Linked DNA regions of Homo sapiens: regions 2 and 3 are each linked to region 1. A link is an interaction called in ENCODE POLR2A ChIA-PET data of the cell type or tissue named here. Cell type or tissue: Caco-2. All regions are shown on one strand. Region 1 overlaps CELA1 (chymotrypsin like elastase 1). Region 2 has its middle 4.4 kb from the start of GALNT6. Region 3 has its middle 5.1 kb from the start of SMAGP.

What was found. ChIA-PET counts read pairs that join two places held together with the same protein. Peaks named below come from ENCODE experiments on the same cell type or tissue, not always from the same donor. Only the 100,000 strongest peaks of a DNase experiment are listed, where the experiment ranks them.
Region 2: POLR2A ChIA-PET joins it to region 1 with 6 read pairs; 9 of 35 experiments call an interaction of 5 or more read pairs at or near these places.
Region 3: POLR2A ChIA-PET joins it to region 1 with 5 read pairs; 26 of 35 experiments call an interaction of 5 or more read pairs at or near these places.

Annotation. Positions count from the first base shown.
Region 1 is chr12:51,329,577-51,332,076 of GRCh38, reverse strand. It overlaps CELA1 (chymotrypsin like elastase 1), which reads left to right. Exons shown (of 8, transcript NM_001971.6): 7 at 2,244-2,393. Among named protein-coding and RNA genes, the nearest start is that of BIN2, 6.7 kb to the right of the region's middle. In Caco-2, no CTCF peak of the experiment used is centred here; no DNase peak of the experiment used is centred here.
Region 2 is chr12:51,394,543-51,397,042 of GRCh38, reverse strand. It overlaps a transcript of SLC4A8 not described here. Among named protein-coding and RNA genes, the nearest start is that of GALNT6, 4.4 kb to the right of the region's middle. In Caco-2, no CTCF peak of the experiment used is centred here; a DNase peak (open chromatin) is centred at 1,352.
Region 3 is chr12:51,274,273-51,276,772 of GRCh38, reverse strand. No RefSeq gene overlaps it. Among named protein-coding and RNA genes, the nearest start is that of SMAGP, 5.1 kb to the right of the region's middle. In Caco-2, no CTCF peak of the experiment used is centred here; a DNase peak (open chromatin) is centred at 1,472.

The DNA.
Region 1 (2,500 bases):
AGTAGCCAGGACTACAGGCACATGCCACCACACTCAGCTGATTTTTTAAAATTTTAATAGAGATGGGGGTCTCGGTTTGTACCCCAGGCTGGTCTCAAACTCCTGGCTTTAGCTTAAGCAGTCCTCCTGCCTCAGCCTCCCAAAGTGCTGGGATTACAGTCATAAACCACCAAGGTCAGCCCTTGCTGCACAACTTTTTCAATTTTTTCAATGTCTGTTAAAAATTGTCTTTTTCATTTGCTTAATATAGTCAGTTTTTCATTAATTCAACCCCACACACTCCACTAATTTGTTAAGTGACCTATATCATCTTCTCTTGACCTAGTGGTCTATGTGGATCTATTTGCATTCGTTGTGAGGGATACTTAATGGGTGGGTTTTCCCGGAAACTCCAGACCTTTGATCCAGAAAATGTTGTTTATTTGTTGATTTCCTCCCACTCTATTTTCACTTTTCTCTTTCTAGAATTTCTGTTATTCACATGTTTGCCTCCTAAGCTGGTCCTCTTGTTTTCTCTATATCTTGTTTGTTCTATCTTATGTTCCAACTCTTCCAGTCTCTCATTTCTAAATCTATCAAATCTGTAATTTCCAAAGGCTCTTTTTGCTGTCTGAATGTTGTTTAGTAGTATGCCGTTCTTGTATCATGGATGCATATTAGTCATGTTTTTTGTTTGTGTGTTTGTTTTGAGACGGAGTCTCGCTCTGTCGCCCAGGCTGAAGTGCAGTGGTGCAATCTCAGCTCACTACAACCTCCAGCTCCTGGGTTCAAGCGATTCTCCTGCCTCAGCCTCCTGAGTAACTGGGATTACAGGCATGTACCACCACGCCCGGCTAATTTTTGTATTTTTAATAGAGTTTTAGGGGTTTCACTGTGTTGGCCTAGTCTTGAACTCCTGACCTCAGGTGATCCGCCCGCCTCAGCCTCCCAAAGTGCTGGGATTACAGGTGTGGAGCCACCATGCCCAGCCTATTAGTTATGGTTTTATTGCTTGTTTTCTTCTCCCTGCATAGTCTTGGTTGCCTTCATTTTTTTATTTAGCTCCTTGTTTCTTTGTTTCAATCTTTATTTTTATATTAGATGAATTCCTTTTTTTTTTTTTTTTTTGAGACAGAGTCTCACTCTGTCGCCCAGGCTGGAGCCCAGTGGCGCCATCTTGGCTCACTGCAAGCTCTGCCTCCCGGGTTCACGCCATTCTCCTGCCTCAGCCTCCCGAGTAGCTGGGACTACAGGCGCCCACCACCACGCCCGGCTAATTTTTTGTATTTTTAGTAGAGATGGGGTTTCACCGTGTTAGCCAGGATGGTCTCGATCTCCTGACCTCGTGATCCGCCCGCCTCAGCCTCCCAAAGTGCTGGGATTACAGGCATGAGTCACTGGGCCCGGCTAGAGGCATTCTTTAGATGTTTAGTGATCCTTAACCATCTGCTTTTATTTCAGAGTGGGGGTGGTATTTTTACCCAGAGTGGGTGGGCTGATTGGTAGCTCTGAGCCTTAGATGGGGTTCATCAATAGTGGATTCTCTGTCAGGTGATCTGGCTAGGCCATTTTAGTGGAGGACCTCCAATGTCAGTATCTTTAGGTCTTTCCTCTTGGACTGTTCAGTTTTTCCAGAGAAGTATCTTCCCATTTTATGTGTGGCATTATGGACCTGGCATTCTAGAAGCTGAGTAAGAAGGGAGGCAAGATCATATTCCATAAACCCAGGTTCCCAGTTGAGCATGTGACCTAATACATCACTTTCCTCTTCATTCCAGTTTAGTTTAGCATGTTTTGACTACCAAGTCTAAATACTTGGTCTAATTATACCCATTGGTCTAAATGCTGGGGATAAAGAAATTATTAGAATGCCCTATTTTTGCCACCCCAGGTTCAATTTAAGCCAATAAAAGCGATTGAACTTTAGATATTTAAAGTTCTATGCTAGCATTGTGGAGAGGAAAGATCTTGGTAAGAGTTTTTGTCTCAGGAAGCTCATAGACATGTGTGAGGAGGTACAAACAAATTATGAAACCAAAATACAAGGCAGAACATGAAATAAGTGCAGCAAAAGAGAAGAAGTATTGTGGTTGTTTAGAAAGGAAGAAGAGATTCATTTTGATTGTGGGGACATGAAGGAGGTGGAGATTTGCATTGGAGCTTTAAAACCGTACAGAATTTCACAACCAGAGACGGGGGCGGGGGGAGTGCAAGCAAAAGCCCGAAGATCTGGAGTTTTAGGATTCTGTTTCTCCTCCCTGCAGGGTGACTCTGGGGGCCCCCTCCATTGCTTGGTGAATGGCAAGTATTCTGTCCATGGAGTGACCAGCTTTGTGTCCAGCCGGGGCTGTAATGTCTCCAGGAAGCCTACAGTCTTCACCCAGGTCTCTGCTTACATCTCCTGGATAAATAATGTGAGTCCTCTCAAATGATGGGTTGAAATGGGGTCACCTGGAGACCTACGCACTGGCTGGGTTGGGGAACAAACGTTGGATGGACTGGGCAAGCCGTCATCTTCCTT
Region 2 (2,500 bases), 65 kb before region 1:
CACGAGAATCGCTTGAACCTGGAAGGTGGAGGTTGCAGTGAGCTGAGATCGTGCGACTGCATTCCAGCCTGGGCGACAGAATGAGACTCCGTCTCAAAAAAAAAAAAAAAAAAAAAATTAACTAAGGCTGAAGTAAAATCATAATAAATTCCATTTTGGAACAAATAAAATATTTAAAGTAATGCTGTGAGTTTTAATACACCTATGTTTCAAGTTTTAAATGTTTTTTCAACTACTTTAATGCTCTAGGAAAAAATAACCATTCAAAAAATACAGAAAAATATGTATGAGGGTATATATTTTTCTTTTTTCCTTAGGCTTCAATATGGCTTAGAAGGAAACTAGTCTTTTTTTTTTTTTTAAATAAAGATGGGGTCTCACTATGTTGCCCAGGCTGGTCTTAAACTCCTGCGCTCAAGTGATCCTCTTGCCTCAGCCTCCCAAAGTGCTGGGATTACAGACATGAGCCACCAGGCCCAGCTGATTCTTTATTTTGAATTTTTGATACTTTGTCCATCACTGATTTTTTGCATTAATTTTGATTTTTTTAAAATATTGCATTAAAGTATTATTTATCTTGGTTACTGAGTTTTTAGATGCCCCCATAAATTTTGCACTCAAGAGAAGTGCCCTCACTTGCCTTACCCTAGTCCTAGCCCTGCTCCTTCATAGTCATTTTTACATCAGGCTCCCCTGACAAACTATGGGTGTCTGGATGAGACAGACATGACTTATTATCCTTGTATCTCCACACCTGACCTAGCATAGAGGCTAACACATGGAGCACTTTAACAGCATTTTATTGAAGGGAGGAATGGAGGAAGGAAAGAAGAAAAACAGCTAATATTATAATGGCTAACATCCAAATTTCAACTGACTGCTTATTGTGTACCAGATGCTGGGTTAAGCACTTTGCTTATTTAATCTTACAACCCAATCATAAAAATAACATATCCATTTTACAGATGAGGAAATTGAGGCACACAGAAATGGGTGAATTGTAGCGCATGAGTGATTATGGCAGAACTAGGAGCAGCTCTGCTTGGGTTCCCTAAAATATTTCTCGCTTTAACTGTTTCTCTCCTGAGCATGGGAATGAGATGAGGAGTAAATGTGAATATGCAGGAAAGTAGAGCAGCAGATGTAATTTAGAAGACCCAACTCTCACACTTTCATGTGTTATCTCACTTGAGCTTCATTAACAACCCCAGGTATCATTAACTGCACTTCACAGATAAGAAACAAAGAGGTAGGGAGGGAGTGGGAGACTCCGTTGTTTCCCTCAGGGTAGAGGAGAGTGGGTGAGATGAGAGGTAGTGATAGGACAGAGGGAGGTTGACCAGCTGGCCTCCCTACTAACCTCCTTGGCAAGTTCACGGCATCCCTTGCACACTCCCCTAGCTAAGTGGAGCCAGCACCTCCCCCTGAAGGGCAGGTCTCCCTCACTCTGCCCCACCAGAGGTGGGTATCCCCTCACCAGGGACCGTGTGGAAGGAAGAGACTAGATAAAGGCCAGGGCTGGTGTCAACGGCCTCACAGAGCTGCCTTTGTCACACTTCCACTGTTCTGCTCCCCTCCAGGTTTCCTGCCTTATGGTGGGGAACACCCTTGATGCACACTCATGTGAAAAGTGAAACTCAGAACACCCAAAACCCGAATCTAAAACAGCCAAGAAATAAAAATAAGATCGTGAGAAAAAAAAAAAAGAAATTCATAGGACTTCCTGAGAAGGGGTCATCCTGGGTCTTTGCAGTTAACAGAATCTAGACATGTCCTGCAGAAGCGCTTATGGGAACTTTCAGTCAGGAATATGCACGGGACCTTGGACCCAAGGTTTCTGGAGATAGAGACAATGTCTAGAGAGGTGGGAAATGGAGCTTTCACTGTATACATTTTCATAGTGCCTGACTTATTACCATGTGCATATATAACTTTTTCATTTTTATTTTCCATTTCATTTACGTATAACTTTTTCATTTACAGAAACCCGTTTTTTTTTTATTTATTTTTTTCAGAGACATGGTCTTGCTCTGTTGCCCAGACTAGAATGTAGCATTGCAGTCACAGCTCGCCGCAGCCTCTAACTCCTAGGCTCAAGCAATCCTCCCACCTGAGCCTCCGAAGTAACTGGGACCACAGGCACATGCCAACACACCCAGCTAATTTTATTTTCATTTTTTCACTATCATATATGTTTTTTAAACTTTTAGGTTCAGGAGTACATGTCCAGGTTTGTTACATGGGTAAATTGCATGTTGCGAGGGTTTGGTGTACAGATGATTTTGTCATCCAGGTAATAAGCATAATACCCGCTAGGTAGTTTTTGATCTTCTCCCTCTTCCCACCCTCCACCCTCAAGTGGGCCCCCGTGCCTGTTGTATTTTTATTTTTTGTAGAGACAGGGTCTCGCTGTATCAGGCTGAACTCAAAGTCCCGGCTTCAAGTGATCTCCCACCTCAGCCTCCCAAAGTGCTGGGATTACAGGCATGAGCCACCACTC
Region 3 (2,500 bases), 55 kb after region 1:
TTGGGAGGCCAAGGCTTGAGGATTGCTTCAGCCCAAGAATTCAAGGCCAGCCTGAGTGACAAAGCAAAACCCCATCTCCACAAAAAATTAAAAATTAGCTGGGCATGGTGGCACATGCCTGTAGCCCCAGCCACTCTGGAGGCCGACACAGGAGGGTATCTTGAGCTCACATCAAAGCTGCAGTGATCTTTGATCACACCATTGCACTCCAGCCAGCCTGGGCAACACAGCGAGACCCAGTCTCAAAAAAAAAAAAAGAAAGAAAAAAGAAAAGGATCATCTTCAAAGGATCTCTACTGCATACAGCAGTAATGGAGAGGAGAAGCTTACATTTCCCCCTGAGAGGAGAGTTGTTCTTCAAATTATAAAAGCCCTACTGCCTGTCCTTTTTCATAGCTCTCCTAAAAGGTGTTCCACTCCCAGGCTAGGCGCAGTGGCTCACTCCTGTAATCCCAGCACTTTGGGAGGCCAAGGCGGATGGATCACAAGGTCAAGAGATCAAGACCATCCTGGCCAACATGGTGAAACCCCGTCTCTAATAAAAATACAAAAATTAACAGAGTGTGGGCCGGGCGCGGTGGCTCACACCTGTAATCCCAGCACTTTGGGAGGCTGAGGCGGGCGGATCACGAGGTCAGGAGATCGAGACCATCCTGGCTAACATGGTGAAACCCAGTCTCTACTAAAAATACAAAAAAATTAGCCGGGCGTGGTGGTGGGCGCCTGTGGTCCCAGCTTCTTGGGAGGCTGAGGCAGGAGAATGGCGTGAACCCGGGAGGCGGAGCTTGCAGTGAGCTGAGATCGTGCCACTGTACTCCAGCTTGGGCGACAGAGCTAGACTCCATCTCAAAAAAAAAAAAAAAATTAACTGAGTGTGGTGGCACATGCCTGTAGTCTCAGCTACTCGGGAGACTGAGGCAGAAGAATCGCTTGAACCCAGGAGGCGGAGGTTGCAGTGAGCCGAGATCGCGCCACTGCACTCCAGCCTGGTGACCAAGCAAGACTACATCTCAAAAATAAATAAATAAGATAAAATAAAAGATGTTCCACTCCCTTGGCATTCAGAATCACTGCTGGGAGTGATACAGGGAAAATGCTGGGAACAGAGGACCCTAGCTGCACAAGGCCCTCAACCCTTTTCTCTCCAGGGCTTTCCCTACTCTCCTCAGGAGACTGATCCTCTTTGGCGTGAGCCAGAGACTTCTAGGGACTTACAGTCTGGTGGGGCAGACAAGCAGTAACTGCTGCAATAGAGGCACACCTGAAGTGGAGAATTTTACTAAATTGTGAGGTTGGCACTTTGTGTATAACCCTACTGAGAGCTCCGAGGAGGCAGGGGAAAGTGCCCATATGCTTACCTAGGGTGGATAGTGCCATTTGGGGAACAGCTTGTTTACCCTAACTGACAAAATGGTAATGTCCAGGGGAAAGACTGCCATCCTGGCAGCAGCACAAGGTGGGGCTGAAGGCCAATAAAACTGGGTGGAGATGAATGTCTCTTGTCCCCTCCCCTAAGGCCCCTTGAGGTCTATTGACAAAAGGACAGCCTCTGCAGTTTCTGAGGTTTAGCATTTAATCCTTGGAGAACACTGGTAGTTTACCACCACAAGCCTTCATTCATCATCTGTCTGTATGCCTCTCTACATAGAATTAATTGCAAGAACATCCTCCAGTCCCTGCCCTCCAGCAGTTTGAAGGACATACTGACAGACTAGGTAAGACATGCAGAGAGCTCGAGACATGACATATCCAGATAAACAGCACACACACCAGAGAACACAATACGCACACTGCTTACAATAGTATTTATTTTACACCAAACTGGGTGCTGAGCATGTGCATATTGGATCTATTTTTCTGTATGACTACACTTTTAAAATGAGGTATGTTGGCTGGGAGCAGTGGCTCATGCCTATAATCCCAGCACTTTGGGAGGCCGAGGCAGGTGGATCACTCAAGGTCAGGAGTTTGAGACCAGCCTGGCCAACATGGTGAAACCCTGTCTCTACTAAAAATACAAAAGTTAGCCAGGCCTGGTGGTGTGGACCTGTAATCCCAGCTACTCCAGAGGCTAAGGCATGAGAATCACTTGAACCTGGGAGGCAGAGGTTGCAGTGAGCTGAGATGGAGCCACTGCACTCCAACCTGGACGACAGAGTGAGACTCCACCTCAAAAAATAAAATGAGGTATGTGACTACATAAAAAAATTAATAAATAATGTATCAGGCCAGGCGTGGTGGCTCATGCCTGTAATCCCAGCGCTTTGGGAGGCTGAGCCGGGTGGATCACCTGAGGTCAGGAGTTCGAGACCAGCCTGGCCAACATGGCGAAACTCTGTCTCTACTAAAAATACAAAAAATTATCCGGGCCTGATGGCAGACGCCTGTAATCCCAGCTATTTGGGAGGCTGAGGCAGAAGAATTGCTTGAACCCGGGAGGCGGAGGTTGCAGTGAGCCGATATCACGCCATTGCACTCCAGCCTGGGTGATAGAGCAAGA